Regions from separate parts of the Homo sapiens genome. Here regions 1, 2 and 4 are each linked to region 3. The links are chromatin loops, found by intact Hi-C in ENCODE. Cell type or tissue: OCI-LY7. All regions are shown on one strand. Region 1 has its middle 56 kb from the start of LINC01581. Region 2 overlaps MCTP2 (multiple C2 and transmembrane domain containing 2). Region 3 overlaps MCTP2 (multiple C2 and transmembrane domain containing 2). Region 4 overlaps MCTP2 (multiple C2 and transmembrane domain containing 2).

Region 1 (5,000 bases), 160 kb after region 3:
CTGCTTTTTGTTTGTAAGTATATGGAAGAAATAGTGCCCAGAATAAAATCGGAACAAGGTGGAGGAAGGATTCATTCACACAAAACATTGCAACATTATTTAAAGTGAATCTCGGAGGCAGTGGGTTTTTTTTTTTATTTTAGTATTTTTGTGTGGGTGTGAGACGGGGTATCGCTCTGTTGCCCAGGCTGGAGTGCAGTGGCACTATCTTGGCTCACTGCAACCTCCACCTCCTGGGTTCAAGCAATTCTCCTGCCTCAGCCTCCCGAGTAGTTGGGATAACAGGCACGTCCCACCACACCAGCTAATTTTTGTATTTTTAGTAGAGACGGGGTTTCACTATGTTGGCCAGGCTGGTCTCGAACTCCTGACCTCAGGGGATGCGCCCACCTCAACCTCCCAAAGTCCTACTGAAAGGCGAAGACAGCTGGACCTCCTGGATCCAGTGGGGACTTGGGGAACTTTTCTGTCTTACAAGAGGTTTATAAATTCACCAATCAGTGCTCTGCAAAAATGCACCAACCAGCACTCTGTAGCTAGCTAGAGGTTTGTAAAATGGACCAATTGGCACTTTGTAAAATGGACCAATCAGCGCTCTGTAAAATGGACCAATCAGCAGGACATGGGGGGAGGACAAATAAGGGAATAAAAGCTGGCCACCCCAACCAGCAGCGGCAACGTGGTAGGGTCCTCTTCCTTGCTGGGGAAGCTTTATTCTTTCACTCTTCATAATAAATCTTACTGCTGCTCACTCTTTGGGTCCCTGCCACGTTGAAGAGCTGTAACACTCACCAGCAAGGTTCGCGGTTTCATTCTTGAAGTCAGTAAGACCACGAACCTACTGGAAGGAACCAAATCCGGACACACTGGGATTACAGGCATGGAGGAACCAACTCCGGACACAACGGGATTACAGGCGTGAGCCACGCCAGGACGAGGCAGTGGTTCTTACACTGTAGTATGCGTTGACTAAATAAATGGTCTCTTAAAATACAGATTGCTACCCTGCCCCCCCCCCCGCCCCCCAGCCACCACTCCCAAACTCCCCAGCCATTTCTGCATTTATGGTTTTGGGTGAGTCCTAAAAATTTGCCTTTACCATAAAAGGTTGATATGGCTGGCCTTGGGACCACATTTTGTAAATCACTGCAATGGCAGTAATTCTAAGCCTTGGTTGCGTCTTGAAAGCTGGAGAACTTTCAAAGATGCTCATGCCTGGGCTACATCCACAGAAGTTCTGGTTTCATTGGTCTGGGGTGGGGTCTGTTTATGAGGAGTTTCAAGAGCTTTCCGGGTGACCTAAATGTGTACAAGTTAAAGATAACTTACCTAGGATATATCAGAAGTAGTGTATTTTAGAAAAGAGCCATTCGATTATGAATTTAATAAATATGAATTGAGTACCTACCATCATTCCAGCCCTGTGCTATGTAATGGGAAAACAGATATAAATAAGAACGAAAGAGGAAGATTGCCACATTGATAGCTGCTAGAGTGACAGCCTGCCAATGAGCTTGTGCACAGAAGGCTGCTAAGATGGTTGGGATGTATGTGGAAGGCTGTGAAGTTCAAGTGAGAGAAGGTTTCACTAAGGAACTTGAACTGAGTTTTGAGGGATGAGTGAGCATGATGTTTTATGAGCAGAGAATAGGGGAAGGACATTTCAGAGAGAAGGCAGCCATAAGTGAAGGCCCGGAGTTGGGAATGGACACAGTATGTGTTCACGGGCTGCAGCCTGGTGTAGTGGTGCAGAACAGGGTAGGAGAAACAGGCTAAGATAGATTTCCATGCTTAGACTTATCCTATGGGATTTGACGGGGTATTTGAGGGTTTTAGGAGGAAAGTGATAGAAATAGATTTCATCAAGTACATCAAGAGGTAGGAAGATCTACCTGAGAAACATTCTCCAGATAAATGGGCACATAGAATAATCAGGACACCAGCTTCCCCCCGCCTTTAGCTAATCCGTCAACGTCTGATTAGAAGTGCAAGGAAAAGGGGGACGCATTTCTTTTCACTGCAAGTAGAGCTGTTTCAGACTTTGGGAATCTTGGGAGAAAAAGAGTAAATGCGGAGAGAGAAGACATCAGAGAGGAGAAGAAGGAGAAGGAAAGCGCAACAGAAATGACACTGTGATTCAAATCAGTTCAGAAACAGCAAATACAAATAAAAGAAGTGAAAAAAATTTCTCCAACTGCCCCTGATCCTCTGAAACCCTTTCCCAGTGAGGCCAAAGGCCACATACAGTAGCCTGCACTGCCCCCTGCAGGTAGAATACAGAAACGGCAATGATTGAATCTGGATTTTATTCTCAGCTTCGGAGAAAGCAGAGGTAACAAGAATGTGCCTTGTGTATCATCAATCTGCCCTCCAGCTAGGCCTGCGTATTACTTCTTTACTGTTTACGTTTAAGCCTAGTTTTTTTAATTACCATTTTTTTGTTTACATGTAAGCCTAGTTTTCTACTTACCATTTTTGTTGTTTACATTTAAGCCTAGTTTTTAATTACCATTTTTGTTGTTTACATTTAAGCCTAGTTTTTTAATTACCATTTTTTCACGGCTCTTTAAAAACACTTTTTTCCTCACATTTTACATCTGAAATTAGAATGTGTCTTGGAATCAGTTTAATTGACAAGTTTTTTTGTCTTTTCTTTATGATACATGACAGAGCATCTCACAACTGATGGCATCTTAGATTTGGCAATATTTATTTTGCATATGTCAAAGGTATGGCCTGGTGGAAGAGGAATGATGTTTTTGAGTAAGATACATCTGCTGTCACCTTGACTCTGATATCCCTTCTTACCTAAATTTTGGCTCTCCATTACTTACCAGCAATTTGATTTTCAGCAAGTTAATTATCTCTCTGAGTCTTGATTTCTTCGTCTTTAATGCTACTTACAAGATTTTGTACGAGTTAAATGAAATTCCATCTAAAGTCCTTGAACAGGCCTCACCTAGCCCATTAAAGTACCCAATAAATGACAGTTATTTCCAAATTTAAGTCTCAAAAAACAGATAGCTGTCCTGCTACTAACTGAGCGAAAAGCATTCAGACAAAACTACCCGCTCTTCATCCGAACCTGCTGTTGTATCCCAAATGCAATCTGTGTGGATTAATCCTTGGAATTTATGAGAGCTACTGCTGAGAGGCTTGCTTTATGTTGATCACAAAAGGCATGAGGGTTCAGATGAAGTCTGTGGGGGCATTTATTTTAAATGCACCTATTTGGATGCTTAAAGTCTTAAGCAGAACCCAGCTATCTTTGCCCACTATAATTCAAAGCCTCCTGTCTCCAAACGGTGTTAATTTTTTTTCCTGTGCCCTTAAAACTCTCCAGCTTGGTTTCTGCTTTATTCTGATAAACCTGGAAGTGCAGGGCCAAGCCTTTTAAGTAAAACTGCTTTTCCGGTATTTAAGGCGGTTGAACATAAATGAAATAGAAAATGACAATGATAACAGGTAATGCTATCGCTGCCTGCTGGATGCTGTTTGTAGCTCTCCCTAGCAATCACAGGATAAAATAAAGCCCATGTTGAAGGGCAGTTTCTCTAATTGCTGCCAAGGGATATGAGCAGCGTGGACTTGAAGCCTCTGTTAGCTCTGCAGGGGGCAGCTCTCAGGAGCACCTGGATGAAAATGGGGCTTATAAAGATGTTCCGAAGCAAGCTTTCATGTTTGCCAAGTGGCTGCCCCTTGAACTCCCTAATATTCCTTTTTTTTCCTTAAGTGATATGAAATCATACAGTTCAAGTTCTTAGCGTGAGTCCCAAGGAGAGAGAAGGAGCAATAGAAAGAGGAGGAAATCAAAGCTTTTCGTGGTGGCTGCTGCACGCTTTCTTGGTAGCATCATTGCATTTCTGAGGTTTATGGTGAGACAAGGAGCTGAAGGGGCACAGAAGGAGGTCTTCACATGCTTGTTCTGCCCAGGCCCTGCCCCTCTATGCCAATCTGCTTCAATTGCTGGGCATTCAAGCATTTTACACGACAACAACTCTGTTAAGTAGGTATTCAGTTTATTTTATACATAGGGGTTCCAGATAGATTAAGAAGCTTACTAGTATGTGATAAAGTAATGGTTTTAATCCAGGTTGATGTGACAACATTGCCTGTGTTTTTTCCCATGAAACAGTATAGCCTCCCAACGTTCCTTCACCCCAAGCAGAAACTACACCTGAATTCACATTCATCTACTCTGACAGATCTTGCACATGTAGTATTATGTCTATACTACGCATGTATTGGATATGTGAACATCTGCTTATTTATTTATGCTTCAAAACAGCCTGATGAGATAAAAACCATTGGGATCATTTATAAATGAGAAATAATAGGCCTCATTTATAAATGAGAAATCACAGGGCTTATATATAATATGTGTGTATATATACATGTACATATATACATACATATATATACATGTATATATACATATATATACATGTACATATATACATACATATATATACATGTATATATACATATATACATACATATATACATATATATACATGTATATATACACATATATATACATGTATATATACATATATACATACATATATACATATATACATACATATATACATACATATATACACATACATATATATATATCCGTGGGTTTAGCTCTCTGAATGTTTTCGTCACCGTTATAACAACTATAAAACTGGTTAAAGCACTCCATGAGCTTTTAATCTAACAGGTCTCCAGGGTCTTGTGTTATTCAGGCTCTGTTATCTTTCTGTTATGATAATGAAAGAATAGAAACAGCAGGAAAATGTATTTAATACACACACACACACACACACACACACAAACACATGGATATGTACACCCAGGGCAAAAGGCAGTCAGGGGCAGGTGAGGCTTGTTATGTTTTGTTTGATCTATTGCAGAAAAACCAAAGCCAAATTGCTCTGGGATTTCCTCTTTCTTGGATTATGTGGGTTCTTGGAAATGAGCCTCAGAGATCTCTGCAACAAAGAAGATGAAGT
Region 2 (5,000 bases), 150 kb before region 3:
TGATTCGGTCCTGCTCTTACGTCCCAGCTGGTGTTTGGGTCCTAAACTTAACACTGAGAATTTCAATCGGGCTACAGAGGAAACAAGTCTAACTAATGATGCCTTCTTGTCGGGCAAATAATTTCATTTTGAAATTCTATAGCAAAAGAACAACAATAAAGTATTGGTTCCACTTTTAAATAAATAAGGGGTTATTTTGCTGCTGAAAGTTTTCATTCAAATGACTGATCAGATCTCACATGTCTGTTTAAAAATGTCTGACTTAGGTCGTTACAAAATGACAGACTATGATAAACTAGATGATAGTTAGAAGCAAGACAATGAGGCATTGTTTACACAGAAGATTGAGTAACTGGTTTAACAAAAGAGGTTCTTGGGTATCTATTGTATGTACAACTACGAGATTTACTGGAGCTTTTATAATTTCTGCAAGGCTCTTTTCCAGCCAGCTTCATTAACTTGAAGTAAATCAAATCATGCAGAATTCTGGCTCAGCCAGAAAGCAACCCAGTGAGATACAACATGAAGAAAAACAGACACGGGATGATAAGATTTAGAATCTTTGGCATTTTTCGTAAACATTTTGTTTGAAGATTATTAAATTACAACCCAGAGACAAAAAAAAAAAAATAGTGAACTCACTATTAAATGAGATCTTTTTAACCTTAACTTTTTTTATAATACATACATACATAAAAACTGCACAAAGTATGTGTCAACAAAATACAGTCTTTAAAACTTAAATATCATTTAAACAGACTTAATTGCATACATTTTATATACGCACAAAGTCAGGATTTTTACATGGCAGGGAAATACTGTGGAATGATGAGGTCTGCAGGAGACAGATGCTATCAAATGAGGACTCTGGGGTGGTATTTTCTAGAAATGGGGTTCTGAAATAAATTTTTATTGTATGTAGCTTATTTTACTTCTAAGAGGAACAAAAGATACATTTGGGCAGCCAAAGTATTTCTACTTCCTGCTTAAAACATTCAGGCAAATGAAATGATTATAATAATTAGGTAAGCAGCCTTATTAGTCTCTCGGTCTTCAGTTTCTTATCTTTCTAAATACCTAGAGAATTTATTCATTCATTTCTCCCCTACCCCCACCTGCCTTTCTGAAATTATATGTTGACATTTTATAATATTTTGAAAATAAGCAAAAAGTAAAGTGAGAAGAAGTGGCATCAGAAGGCAACCAAATACTTTCATGGGACCCTCATTTTTCAAGTGAGTGATCTCTAGGGACCTTCCTGGGCCATCCATTGCCAGCAATGGACCCTGCTGTAGGCTGGCATCCAGCACCGAGAGGTTTCCCAAAAATTCACATACATATCCTTAATAATCATGGCTGAAAGATCCCTAAAGGTTTGAGCTAATTCTGGTAATTATTAAAAATGCCTTTTAATAATATACAATATTTGGACAGAGGATGACTACCAAAGACTTGTTAACTCTGAGAAGAGACTTACGCCCATGAACGATAATCTGAAAGGAGTGTGGGGCTGGGGAGCGGAAATAACTGAATCTTAATGAGAGTCTGTTGGAGGTGTGAAAACAAGTTCAAAGTCACTCTTGAATCCAAGTGGGCTCCTGGCTGTTCTCAAGGAAGGTGGTGTTCAGATCCATGGCAGCCTTGTTATCTCCTATTTCAGAATGGATGTTAGTCTTTCACAGTCTTGGGGTTGTTGCTTTTCGCTGGGCTGACCCTCTACGCAACTAGGACACCCATGCATGAGGGTGTGTGCACATGTGTGTATGTCTGTGCACGTGAAGGAGGAGGAAGTATACAGAGGGTGCCACAGGGCATGCATTTCAGAAGGACACCTTGGGTACCACTGAAACAGCCATAACATTGGTCTACTCAACCAAACACAATATTGGGTGCTGCTGTCCAAAGTCGGTGTGTGCCCTAGAGAGCGCTGCGCTTCTTCCGCAGGGGGCTGTGGCTGCTGCAGAGTTTCAATTCTGCATACTGCACCTGTGAAAACAAATAGCCGTGATGCTGGCGGTTAGGTAACCCTAGCTCGCCACAGTGTGTGCTAATGGCTCCCCAAGGACAACCGAAGGCAAAGGAAGGAAGGTTCAAAGGTAATGAATCATTTTCTAAACACAGGAACATGGAGGGATTAATTGCAGGAAGGATTTGAGAAGTCATGCATCATTTCTTGAAACCAAAATATTAAAAGCAGATTTTTCTAATGAGATGCGTGGGTTTCTACCTTCGCTGGGCACTGCTAGATGATGTTCGTTTTGTGTGTGCCAGTTTTCAACCATAAGTAAGCTTAATAACTGCCTCTTGGGAATGTTTATCTTAGTATATGATACAGCAACTTACTGAGGATTATTCGTTTAAAAATATCTAAAATCTTGGGGAAAACATCTCGGAAAATTATACACATTTACTTTGCCTGAGAGGAAAAAATGCTGAAATTGATACTGGACCCCAGACTTTTATATAGATTTCTCGTGGAAATTAATTTCATTTGCAATGTAATGACTAAAACATCTGTGATAAATATGAGTACTTGGGAGTCCCCAGTGGCAAACTGTCACTGTGTTATTAGAAAGCGCCCTTGGCGATACACGGAGGATCTTACTAGCATACTGTACATCTTCCTGGAATGTTCTTTTGCTGCATCTCTCTGTGTTCATGCCATCTCCAACTGGAATGGCCACTTTGAGGGCTAGTGACTGGACTCTGCACAGAGAATCCTTGGGGGCTTGAGGGAAATTTCTGTTCTTCAAGGATACAGTGTGAACTCACACTGCGACCCAAGTGATGGTACGTTGCAAATATATTGCTTTGGTGTGTGGGCTTTGATAGGCTGCTGGTGGAATGGCTTTATTTAAAACATTGTATTACAGACCACATGTGCTCCCTATTTTTAGCATTTGTGACAAATTCCCCAAGGACATTATGCCTGATCACAGAAGTCAGGCTGTACTTTGTCAGAGGCAGATAAATGAAGAAAACACCCCATTCCTTATGGTGTTTTGCGAAGGTGCCCTAAGGGAGCAGAGGATGACATACCTGTCAATCTTCAATGCAAAACAAACAGGGGCCGGGTTATTATTTTTTAATTAAGTAATACAAATGTTAAAGAGTAAATTCATCTTTCTAGAATGTGTTTTCACAGCTAATTATGAAATGAATTTTAAAGGAAGATAGCATCACAGAGTCCATTTTAATTTCTAGAACTCGGAATGAAGGGGAAAGAAACTCTAAGGCTTTTCCGCCCCAGATCTTTGAAATCCTCCCTGAGCTGCCAGGGAACCAATTATGCTACAGTGGCTCAAATATGAAAATCGATATTTGATTTGGGATTCTCTGAGATATTAAAGGATTGTGTCTTTGATCATCTTGATGATATTTCACGCCATGGTCTCCCCATCTACCTATTCAGTGATCTCTGTTCTCCATTAGAGAAACTGCCGCCTGCCCTCCTTCCTCTGGATTTATAGCAGGCTGATCCACAGGGGCCAGGATCGAGCTACTCTACACGACTTTCTAGTATTGTTGCCTTCGTTAATCTCTGTGTATCCACAGAAACAGGACACTGCTGGACTAGGTGACCATTATCTGTGAATAATACTTCTGATTGATCTCACATTATTTCACACTGCCTCTGCCTCTTTGTGTATTACAGTAAATGGGGGCTGCATTCTCAGCATCCCTAAGTCTTCAGAGGGAAGACGATAGAAGGGAGGCCTAGGAGATAAATCAGGGCAAATGAGAATAAAAAGAATAATCCTTTTGTCCCCTACTTCCCCTAAAATGCTTGCCACCCGGAAGAAGAAAATAAGCAACACTCCCTGGGTTTGGATCTCATGCAATTCTACTCACTGAGCCCATCTTATCCTCTTTAGGGAGGCAAGCAATCGAAAGGGGACAAGCATCAGTGCCCAGTAGCCACACAGTGTGAGTTCCAGATCATACTTAAGTAGCTCTTTTTCAAAACAATTTCCCCCAATCACCTCATGCTTTGGACAAAGATTTTTCTGCCACTTCTCTGCAAGCCAGGCCTCTTTAAGGATTTTCTGGTTCCTTATCTCAATTACTCACACAAGCAAAGCCTTGTGTTCCTCTGGCTCCGGGGCTGGCCAGATTTCAGGTTGGGGCCACTGTTGGTGGTAACCATTCATTACATACCTTTTGAACATCAGACGGTACCCTAGAGAGGAAGTCTAGTAGCTCATTATTGTCGATGGAATAGGGATTTCGAAGCTTCTTAGTAAATTTATTTATGCCTGAAAAATAGAAACACAGGAGATCTCTTTATCTGTCTGTCTGTCTATCTATCTATCTATCTATCTATCTATCTATCTATCTATCTATCTGTCAGTCAATCATCTATCTATCTAGCATCTATCTTCAAAAACTCGCCTGACTCGGGGGAGAGGGGATATTCACAAGTAAAAATTAGTGTGAAAACAATTACCAGACCTCAAGTCAAGCACATGTTGCTGTCATGTAGAATCATTCACAAATGCCTTTTCCTGAAGGCAGGAAGCAGGGGCTGGTGAAGAGGGGCTCTGCCTTCTTCAGCTGTGAAAATCCCATTACAATCCCAGCAGCAGGGCGACAGAAACACACGCTCAAACTGGGGAGCACGTTGGCTTTTTTGGAATACGCTGATTAACAGCCGCCTCTGCTATGAAAACAAATGTCCCAGATGGGAAAAGGCCTTCATTAGCCCAAACAAGTCCCTGCTTGGAGGCTCTGGACCAAACGTAGCAGTGGGAGGTAGAGGGCGGGAGTTGTTTTCTTGTTGTTACAAAGAAAACCGCAGTCATCTGTCTTTCCCCACCTCCAACTCATTTTCACAGGTTTCTCTCCTCTCACAGCAGAACAGAACCTGACATGTTGATTGTACTTTGATGCTGCAGGAAACTGTGAAAAGTTATTATTGGCAAATTATCTTACTATGGTTGCTAACTTAATTTATGGATCACAACGTCGGTGCGTGGGTCTGTCTGGGCAATGGAGAACAT
Region 3 (5,000 bases):
AAACAATTTAAAGAAAAAAACAAGACAACACTTTCCTTCTATCAAATTAACAAAGATATGGCTAGGCACGGTGGCTAATGCCTGTAATCCCAGCACTTTGGGAGGCCGAGGTTGGGGGGGGGTGGGGCGGGGATCACCTGAGGTCAAGAGTTCGAGACCAGCCTGGCCAACAGGGTGAAACGCCATCTCTACTAAAAACACAAAAATTAGCCAGGCGTGGTGGCCCATGCCTGTAATCCCAGCTACTCAGGAGGCTGAGGCAGGAGAATTGCTTGAACCCAGGAGGCAGAAGTTGTAGGAAGCTGAGATCATGCCACTGCACTCCAGCCTGGGTGACAGAGCGAGACTCAGTCTCAAAAAAAAAAAAAGTAACAATAATATTCCACATAACAAGGTAGGTGAGAAACAAAAAGTGGCCCACTTTCACACACCAGTAGGTCAACAAATAGGTCTTTCTCAAGAGTAAATTGGCAATTTTTTAATGAGAATCTTGAAATGCTCAGATCATATAACACAAAAAATGCAATCCACCTGAATAAATAACTCACTTGCAAATATATGAAAAAGTAACCTGTACACACAGATTTAGGTATAAGAACGTTTGTTGTGGCATTATTCCTAATGTTACAAATTTTGAACAAACTTAATTCAGAATGTTGACTGAACAAAGTATGGTGCCCTAAGCTTTTAATTTCTTCTCCAAAATAAAGTTTTTATAATACAGAGAAAAATGTGTAGAGAGAAAACACCAGGTAACCAAACATTTAAAAGCCAGATTCTCTTTCATTTTAGAAAGAAAAATAGATTTTAAAAATCGGGGCGGGCCAGCCACGGTGGCTCATGCCTGTAATCCCAGCACTTTGGGAGGCTGAGGCAGGCAGATCACAAGGTCAGGAGATCGAGACCATCCTGGCCAACATGGTGAAACCCCCATCACTACTAAAAATACAAAAATTAGCTGGGCATGGTGGCGCATGCCTGTAATCCCAGCTACTCGGGAGGCTGATGCAGGAGAATCACTTGAACCAGAGAGGCAGAGGTTGCAGTGAGCCGAGATCGCGCCACTGTACTCCAGCCTGGCAACAGACCAAGACTCCGTCTCAAAAAAAAAAAAAAAAAAAAAAAAAATCGGAGCGATGGAGTAGAGTAGGTTCAGAATTTCGGTAAGGCCTAGTGGTGTGCCTTCGTCAACACCAGTTTTACTCATGAAGGGGCATTTTCTAGGTCAAATTTATGATGGGGAAAATTAAACCTCAATCCACGACAGAGTCTTTATTCAAATAAGGTGCCTTTTAAAAGAGTCTCTCATTTCTCCTGTTTCACAGAAAATAAGACCTGACCTCAAGAAAACACCTTTCACAACCCTCACACCACCCAGGTTAGAGGTGGTGGTGGCGGCAGGGGGAGGAACTTTTATCTCAAAAGAAGTAAAAGAGCAAAAAGATACACAAAAAGTACAAAAATTGATGAGGAAACTGGGAAGATAAGCCCACGATAAAAAGGATGGGGAAATCACAAAGTCATTCCTGTTCCCACAGGCGAAATGCAAAAACAAAACCCAAACTAGAATAACTATACCAAGAATAACTATGACAATTCACACGGCAATAGTAACAGCTAATGTTTATTGCATATGACTGTTTCAGCTCCACCCACCTCACGGCCCCGCCCCACGACCACCACCAAGTCTCCACAAGCACACACACCAGGTTAATCCTACCGCAAGCCTAGCAGGCTCATGGCTAGACCGTGTCTGAGCTAGAATCCAAACTCCGGTGGTCCATGTCCAAAGCCCACGCATAACCCTCACCCACCATCCAGCACTCTTCAGCACGTCACATCATGACACAAAACAAAATGATGTCTGTAGGGCACAGCAGGGTTTATGGTGGCCCAAGCCTAACAGAGGTGCCCAGAGGGCTGCCAGAATGAATACTTCAGTACATCCCATTCAGAACACACCTGTTGGGAAGCTACACCGCTGCTCAGTATACAATACAGAGTTCTAGCAACATCATAAAAATTAGCCTGCTAAATAGCAAAAGAAAACCAGGACTTAAATCAGTCATTTTAACTTTTTGGTAACAATTTAGTAATTTATTAAACAACAATAATTGAATAATAATATAATAAACAATAAGATAACAATTATTTAATAATAGTAAAAATTATGCTATGTAACAGCGATTACATAGCATAATTCTCACAGTATCGAGAGATCTTTAAATTTTTTCTCTGAACTACTCCTTTTAAATATGAACTTGACTTATGTAGCACATTTTTTTCCATTATCTGCATATAAAGCTGCCATTGCTCTAGAAACGAACGTCAGATATCTACCTGTGCTGGAAATTGAGAAAGAGAGCAGTTTTCTGAATGAGTGTTCATTTATTTTCATCCACTAAAACTCGCATCAAAAAAGACCATCAAACCTCAACCTACAGCTGAAGTGATTTTCACGGCCCTAGTAATGTGACAGCGAACTTCCATTAACTTTTCTTTTCCTTTTGCAACGCTACAGAGTGGCCACAAGAGGGCACCAGCAACACAGTATTCCCTCAGCCCACAGTGGTAAACTACTACAGCGGCCTAACATTACAGCAAAGCACAGGGTTTTAAAGCGAGGGCTATTGTTTTCCACGTATTAGCGCTCTACGAGCCAACAGGGTATGAGCTGAGCATTTTGCACAGGACGAGAGACCTGCCCATATCGCAAGGCTGAAGTTCAAGCCAGGCCTGGAGCATAAGACCAGCTCTAAGACGCCAGAACACCTCCTCCTCGGCCACATTCCTTCCCATGGGAAATGGACCCAGGGTTCAGTTTCCTCCATGCATCAACCAAATCATGAAGCAGTTGGAATTAAAGGCGATTGCTCACATATTTCTTCTGCTTTACCAGTCTCAAAGTTTAAGACAGCCAAGAGCTACTCAGATCGAGAACTTAAAACAAGTGTAAGTCCTATTTGGTCGAAAACAATACATCTTGTATAACATCCCGGAAAATAATGGAAAGGAAATGGGGAATATAAGGAAATAAAAGGAAAACGTTAGGATGAAGAAAAGGAGAGTAGAAAGAGCAAAGAAAGATGAGAGAAATAGAAGAGGGGACAGGGAGGGTCAGATGAACACAACACACAGGCAATGGCTGAGACAGCAGACATGCAGGAAGATGGCGGCCATTCTTCCTATGCGGATTGCTAACGAAGGTGAGCTCAATGCCATGCCTGGACCATTGACAGCATCAGAGTAAGACTCGTTCTTAGAAAGACCACTACAGCAGCCAAAGTCATCCAACAATAAATAATAACAGTAATAATAACAGGGCTGCTTAGTTTACTCCTGAGCTCCCCAATACCAGACCTCCTATTGTCAAGGCTGAAGGCCCACATGCCAAAGATTCAAAGGAAATTCTTGAAGAACTGGAAAACCACCTGCAAGGAACAATCTTCTAAATGTGGCCACACTTCCAGAGCTACCTGATCCAAACTTCTCAGCCTCCCATGATAGTCTTCTGTGCCCATGATTATTCATGGGTATTAAGCATGCTTAAGACAGGGAGTTCTTAGTCTCCCACCAACTTCATTTTTCATTACCCATAGGTTTTTGTTTTTTTAAGTCTGCACACATACACACACTGAGAGGCCACAGCTAAAGACCCTGAGGTGTCCTGGTGGCAACTATACAACATTACCCCTTTCCCAACACCATTGCTAAACCTGCCCATTGTTCTGAAGCCAGACTTCCTTGTGAGTCTTTCTAAAGAACAATTAACAATGGTGTAGTTCAGCAATCTTCACCAAAACTCCCAGAAAAATCTCCAAATCCCACCTTGATAACCTGCTTAACATACCAGCTCTGTGTTTGAACCAGGGAAGGGAGTGATTTAGATAAAACCTCACAGCTCTTTATGCCAGTGAAGCCTATTTCCCAGCCTCTCGCTGACGGCATCACAGCAGAGACAGGGAACTCTGGTATCTGAGACCTTTTCTGCATGTGTTTCCTCGTGGGCAAAGTCACCAAAAACTTCCTATGCTCAATCACATACCCTCTAAGCACTTTCTAACATCCTTTCTTGGGGTTTGTGAGCTGTCTTTTCCTAAGGGAGACACCATATTCTTCCACTCCACTGCTGAGTTAAATAGCAAGAAAATGACTTTTTATTACCCAACATCTCCGGATTTTTCTGCATGATTTCATGTCGTATTTCCAAGATGCTTCCGCTGAAAGCATTAGCCTCAACTCTTGATGACTGCCTAATGAGATTATACCATCTTTGTTGTAGATGTTTTTAAAGCAGTTTTTCAAAGCAAGAATCCAAAAATCAGACCATGATATTCTAGGCAGAGGTCAACAAACTTTGGCCCATCAGTTAAATCCAGACCACTGCCTGTTTTTGTAAATAAATTTATATTGGAAAACAGCTATGTTCATTTGTTTATTGTCTATGGCTGCTTTCTCACTATGTCAAGAGTTAATTTTCACTTATAGCCCATAAAGCCATAAAAAGTCTACTAATCCATGTTCTAGACAGAAAGTAACAGACAGTAATGATTATGTAACAATCCGAAGAAAATGCAGAACTCCTTCCTTAGCAGAGAGTGATTCATCAAAATAGCTTTTCTCCCTAAAAAAAAAAAAATTCAAAAACAGGGGCTGTGCAATTGGAATTAAAGGCCCTAAAGCTGCTGCTCCTCCATGGTCAAGGTTGCAACACATTTGAATAACTCTGAAGGAGCCTCTGTCATAATAAAAAATATGTGATTAATTAGATCCGTGTTTTTTACTTAAAATTAAATACATGATTCCACATAGGAAAATAAAATACAGGTGACTCTTGAAAACATGCATTTGAACAACTGCAAGGGTTCACTTATACAGAATTTTTGTCCTCCTCTGCATCTCCTGAGACAGCAAGACCAAACCCTGGTCTTTCACCTCCTCCTCAGCCAATTGGATGTGAAGACAATGAGGGTGCAGGCTTTTATGATGATCCACTTTCA
Region 4 (5,000 bases), 66 kb after region 3:
TTAATGGCTCCTGCAGATAAACTTTGTACAAGTTCAAAGTCCTTAATATGGTGTTGGAAGCCCCATTTACTGTCTGCCCACAACCTGTATTCCCAACCACTCTGTGGCCCATGAGAGAAGACGAGAGGGCAGAAAGAAGAAGAGAGTTGGCACTGTCACTCTGGAAAGAATGCCAGCCTATCAATGAAGGCTGCACCCTCCAATCATGAGATGATGCCAAAGCTGAACAAGAAAGTTGAGTGGGCTGGACTCAGGGGGTAGACTGCAGCCTGGAAAGGAATGCTAAAGAGATGGCAGAGCCTCTGAATGCACCATGGCAAGCCCACTGGATCCTGAGTCGGGGAGGAATTTTCGCATACCCTTATTGCCCCTGAGGAACAGGAGAAGTTTCCGTGGCCAGAATCCCCAGGAAAGGCACTCAAGGTTCCTTGGGTAGAGAAAACAGAAGTGAGAAGACAACATGAGAGGTACAGGTGGAGCCTTTTCATATATTCCAGAGATAAAGCAAATGACCTCACTGGTGAACAGCCAAAGGGGAAGAGAAAGTGGTTGAAGGAGATTAAGAACAGGGCAGAGATCAGAAGGTTCCTTACCCAATGTATGATCTGGAAAGGACAATTACATGGTGATGTGGAGGGCATTCAGTGCACAAGGGTGAGACTAAGCCATCTGCTATTCCTGTCCAAACAATAACAATAGTTTACAAATGACTGAATCAGGACAGGCGCACTCTTCCCTACAGTAGAGACCTGGGGAAGCCTTTACAAGCGATCATGTCCATCAAAAAGCAGTATCCTTCACCAAATGATCATACAGCAATAACCTGAACAAAAGGGCAACAAGCTTCAAAGTAGAAATAATCATCACAGAGGTTAAACCAACCTTGGGCCAGGTTTGTTTTTGGAGTTCAGAAATTTAAGAATTTAGAGAGTGTATCATATATTACACAATACCCTAAATGGTTTGGAGACAGTATTTCATCATCAAACATATCACAATTCAAACTTAATGGGATATATAACTACTACATAGAACAGAAATAGTTACACAAGAGTCCAAGTCAGAGTTTGCTACCAAACCCTGGTAAGGATTCTTACAAACAAAATCCTTTCCATTTGCAAAAGTTTCTGAATTGTGAATTTTTAGATAAAAGATTTATGAACTAGCAGTTAACAGCTGCAGTAACAGAACAGCAGCAGAAATAGGAGGAGAACATCAATTTCCCCTTCCTGATCACCACTCTGCCCCAGGTGCCAGGCTGTGCACTGTAGCATGTTCTCTTTAAAGGTGAAGAATTTGGAGTTCGATGAGCTTTATTCAGGACCTTTAGCAAACTTTTCTTCCCTTAGCCTCCCTAGGCAGAGTATGAGTACTAATGGTGTGTTTTTATTCAGGTCCTGCAATCCCATGACCTGGACTAGGCTGGGTGGGGTGAAGGGGGTCCCCAGAGTGAACTGAGTGAGCATGGCCCAGGGAGAGTCCAGCATAGCCACAGAGTGTAGGAAGAAAATATTGGAACTTCCATTCACACTGACTTAATGTGTTCTTTTAATCTCTATTTTAGTGTATGCTGAATAATGTATATATATTATCAGCACCATAGTACATGTACATAATTTATAAGTAAATATGTAAACTTATATATTGGGTGTGTCTGCTCAAAAAGTACCTGCTTGATAGGGCGTATGATCAAAAGAATATGCAGAGAACAGTTCTAGAGCATCTGAATAATTAAATCCTTTAACCTGTTGGAAAACAAATAACAAAACTGCAATACCAGGAAAAGAATTTGTTTTCTCCCTTTAGGCAATAACTATTTTCAGAACTGTATCTCTCCTTTTAGAAAGAAGAATCAGGTAATGAACATAATGCAAACCAGACAAGATGAAATAGACAAGATTTTTTTGGTTTTTTGGTTTTTAGTTTTTTAAGGCAAGCGTGATTTAAATAGGGTTTTCGGTAACTACCATTGTCACCTCTACTAAATGGTGTTTCTCTTGGGAAAATTCATTAACTATTAATTTCAATAAAGGATCTCATCTGTCTCAAGTCACTCTTACATTTACAAACTACACCATGCATGCACCACTTCCTTTTTACTTACTCTGGCACATTCAAATAATTTGCATTTTCAGAAGTAGACACAGATGCTTTTTTGTGGACCCAGGTGATGGGGCAGAGGCAGGATAAAAAGATTTGCATGTCCTTTGAGAGAGGAGTCACTCATAATTAGAAAAGAAATTCAAACTCACAATATAGAAATAAATCTGTTTACCATAACCTGGGCTTAGAGAAATCTGGATAACTGAAGCATTCATTTAGTTGTGACATTATTAAGTAACCAAGGAATTAGAAACCCTCCTGGGATTTGAGCACATAAATGTTCAATATGTGGCCAGGCACAGTGGCTCACACCTGTAATCCCAGCACTTTGGGAGGACGAGACAGGCAGGTTACTTGAGGTCAGGGGTTCGAGACCAGCCTGGCCTACATGGTAAAACCTCATCTCTACTAAAAAAAAAAAAAAAAAAAAATGACATGGTGGCAGGTGCTGTACTCAGGAGGCTGACACAAGAGAATTGCTTGAACTCAGGAGATGGAGGTTGCAGTGAGCCCTGAGAAGATCGCACCACTGCACCCCAGCCTGGGCGGCAGAGCATGATTCCATCTTAAAAAAGAAAATGGGCCAGGCACGGTGGCTCACGCCTGTAATCCTGACACTTTGGGAGGCCGAGGAGGGCAGATCACAAGGTTAAGAGTTCAAGACCAGCCTGGCCAACATGGTAAAACCCCGTCTCTACTAAAAATACAAAAATTAGCTGGGCATGGTGGCACACACCTGTAATCCCAGCTACTCAGGAAGCTGAGGCAGGAGAATCGCTCGAACCTAGGAGGCAGAGACTGCATTGGGCCGAGATCATGCCGCTGCACTCCAGCCTGGGTGACAGAGCAAGACTCCGTCTCAAAAAAAAAAAAAAAAAAAAAAAAAAAAAAAAAAACAACAAAGAAAATGACAACAAATATTTTTAAAATGTGATAGTTCTGAAAAAGCCCAAACAATTTTTCTTTGTAATGCTACCAGGGCATTGTAGGGAACATACACCACTGTTACCACACGCAAAATATATGGGAGATAAGGTTGAATTTTGTCTAATCTAGCATCTACCCTCAAAATTCCTCCTTTCAATGGATGCTAGGAATCTGCTTTCAAAGCCTGACTTGGCTTCTTACAAATTCATCAACTCAGTGGTCAAATCAGACAAGGGTCCTGCCTTTGGGAAGCTAGTGTTCCCATGAGGATATATATGTTTGAAGAGGGATGAAGCCATCCCACAGAGGATGAGGGAGCATGTGAGCAGAGACTTAAGTGACAAGAATGAGAAACACTATTTGAGAAAGAGGATTCCAAAAATAGGAATGGATCCATGCAAAGCCCCAAAGCCAGAACATGTTCCTTGCTTCTAACAGCAAAGAGGTCAACAGAGCCAGATCTGCCTGATCTATCAGTGACAGAATAAGATGATGTCAGAGAAGGGATGAGGGCCAGCAAAGACTTGAGGTTTTATTTTAAGTGAATTGGGAAGTCAGGGAGGAGAGGAGGTGAAGGTTGGTCAGAGGATTGATTGATTTGATTTGTCATGGATTTTCAAAGGATCATAGTGTCTGCTGTGTGGAATATGTTCCACGCAGGACGAGTCCAAGGAAGAAGACCAGTGGAAGGAAGGAGAAGTATCAAAGGTTCTTTGATTTATGATTTGTTTCTTCATTTTTAGCTTCCTGGTTATTCAGATTTCAGCATTGCTGGAAATACAAAACTATACACCGTATCTCACATTAACCACTGCCTGTTGGGTCCACTCAGGAAAGAGGAACATGGGCAAGTTGTGCTTCTTTTCAGAAAGGTCCCTTACTTCTCTAAGTCTCTTGCTCACAGAAAAGACCCAATTCTTGTGATGGTCTGCCTTCCTGATACTCACTCATGACATCAAAATAGCCTCTCAATTTAAACAACATCATGCAAAGTTTTGCAGCTATGTACTGAGACTGGCTATCTGAAAGGAGTCCCATATTTTGTAGGAGAACAGCTTAAGGACAAAGTTTAGTATATCATCAATAAAAGTTGTTATTCATCCAACAGACATGGGGAGGAGGGTGGTATATTTTATTCCTACTACAGGTTGAGTATCCCTTATTCAAAATGCTTGGGACCAGAGTATTTCTGATTTCAGATTTTTGTAGATTTTGGAACATTTGCATATACATAATGAGATGTCTTGGGGACAGGACCCAAGTCTAAACACTAAATTAATGTTTCATACACACCTTATATACATAGCCTAAAGGTAATTTTATACAATATTTCAATAATTTTGCACATGAAACAAAGTTTCGGCTGCATTTTGACTGTGACCCATCACACAGGGTCAGGTGTGGAATTTTCCACCTGTGTCATTATGTCTGCACTCAAAAGCTTTTGGATTTTGCAACATTTTGTAGTTCAGGTTTTTGCATTTGGGATTTTCAGCCTACAGATGTCAAGAAAATTCTGAGCACCAAAATGGAGCTGTGAGGAAAAGACAAAAGTTTTTATGCGACATCTGAGTAAATAAAAGTCATCCCTGCTAAAAATCAGATTGTGCTTCATTAACAGAAGTAAGTACAACTGTAAAGTCAACAAAAAAAATTTTCCTAAGAGCATTCCATAGTTGCTAAACAATGTAATAACTCCCTACTGTTGAATGATTTCTTTCATTCCTACCAACTTTCCTAGCTCTACTTCATTTCCCCTGCTTCCTGAGCAAAGATCACTAGGATACTCAATTGTGAAACTGCCTCGGCTTCAGAATAGCACTCAGTACAGAGTTGACCACGGCTTCTGCTGGTCCACCCTTAATGCCACTCAGCATAAGCCCAAAGCCCTCCTCCACTCTCTCCTACCAAATATCCCAGGATTCTTCACGAGATGCAACGTCCCTTCCTTGGCCTACAGGCATGTTTTT

What was found. Peaks named below come from ENCODE experiments on the same cell type or tissue, not always from the same donor. Only the 100,000 strongest peaks of a DNase experiment are listed, where the experiment ranks them.
Region 1: a loop joins it to region 3, with 8 times the contacts of the local background. A loop is called at or near these places in 97 of 110 quality-filtered maps.
Region 2: a loop joins it to region 3, with 5 times the contacts of the local background. A loop is called at or near these places in 3 of 110 quality-filtered maps.
Region 4: it touches region 3 in a loop (3-fold over the local background); 4 of 110 quality-filtered maps call a loop at or near these places.

The regions. Positions count from the first base shown.
Region 1 is chr15:94,161,673-94,166,672 of GRCh38, reverse strand. No RefSeq gene overlaps it. Among named protein-coding and RNA genes, the nearest start is that of LINC01581, 56 kb to the right of the region's middle. In OCI-LY7, CTCF peaks have their summits at 2,075 and 2,274 (motif pointing left); a DNase peak (open chromatin) is centred at 2,242.
Region 2 is chr15:94,475,952-94,480,951 of GRCh38, reverse strand. MCTP2 (multiple C2 and transmembrane domain containing 2) reads right to left here. Exons shown (of 23, transcript NM_001385001.1): 22 at 4,159-4,256; 23 at 1-1,986. The coding sequence ends at 1,918. Among named protein-coding and RNA genes, the nearest start is that of LINC02852, 110 kb to the left of the region's middle. In OCI-LY7, CTCF peaks have their summits at 1,721 and 1,923; a DNase peak (open chromatin) is centred at 1,991; H3K4me3 peaks cover 1,244 bases; H3K27ac peaks cover 1,516 bases.
Region 3 is chr15:94,321,941-94,326,940 of GRCh38, reverse strand. The region is part of intron 4 of MCTP2 (multiple C2 and transmembrane domain containing 2); the gene reads right to left. Among named protein-coding and RNA genes, the nearest start is that of MCTP2, 93 kb to the right of the region's middle. In OCI-LY7, CTCF peaks have their summits at 2,310 and 2,536 (motif pointing right); a DNase peak (open chromatin) is centred at 2,570; H3K27ac peaks cover 322 bases.
Region 4 is chr15:94,255,569-94,260,568 of GRCh38, reverse strand. All of the region lies in intron 1 of MCTP2 (multiple C2 and transmembrane domain containing 2), which reads right to left. Among named protein-coding and RNA genes, the nearest start is that of MCTP2, 27 kb to the right of the region's middle. In OCI-LY7, no CTCF peak of the experiment used is centred here; DNase peaks (open chromatin) are centred at 518, 1,158, 2,158, 2,578 and 1 weaker place; H3K4me3 peaks cover 4,778 bases; H3K27ac peaks cover 5,000 bases.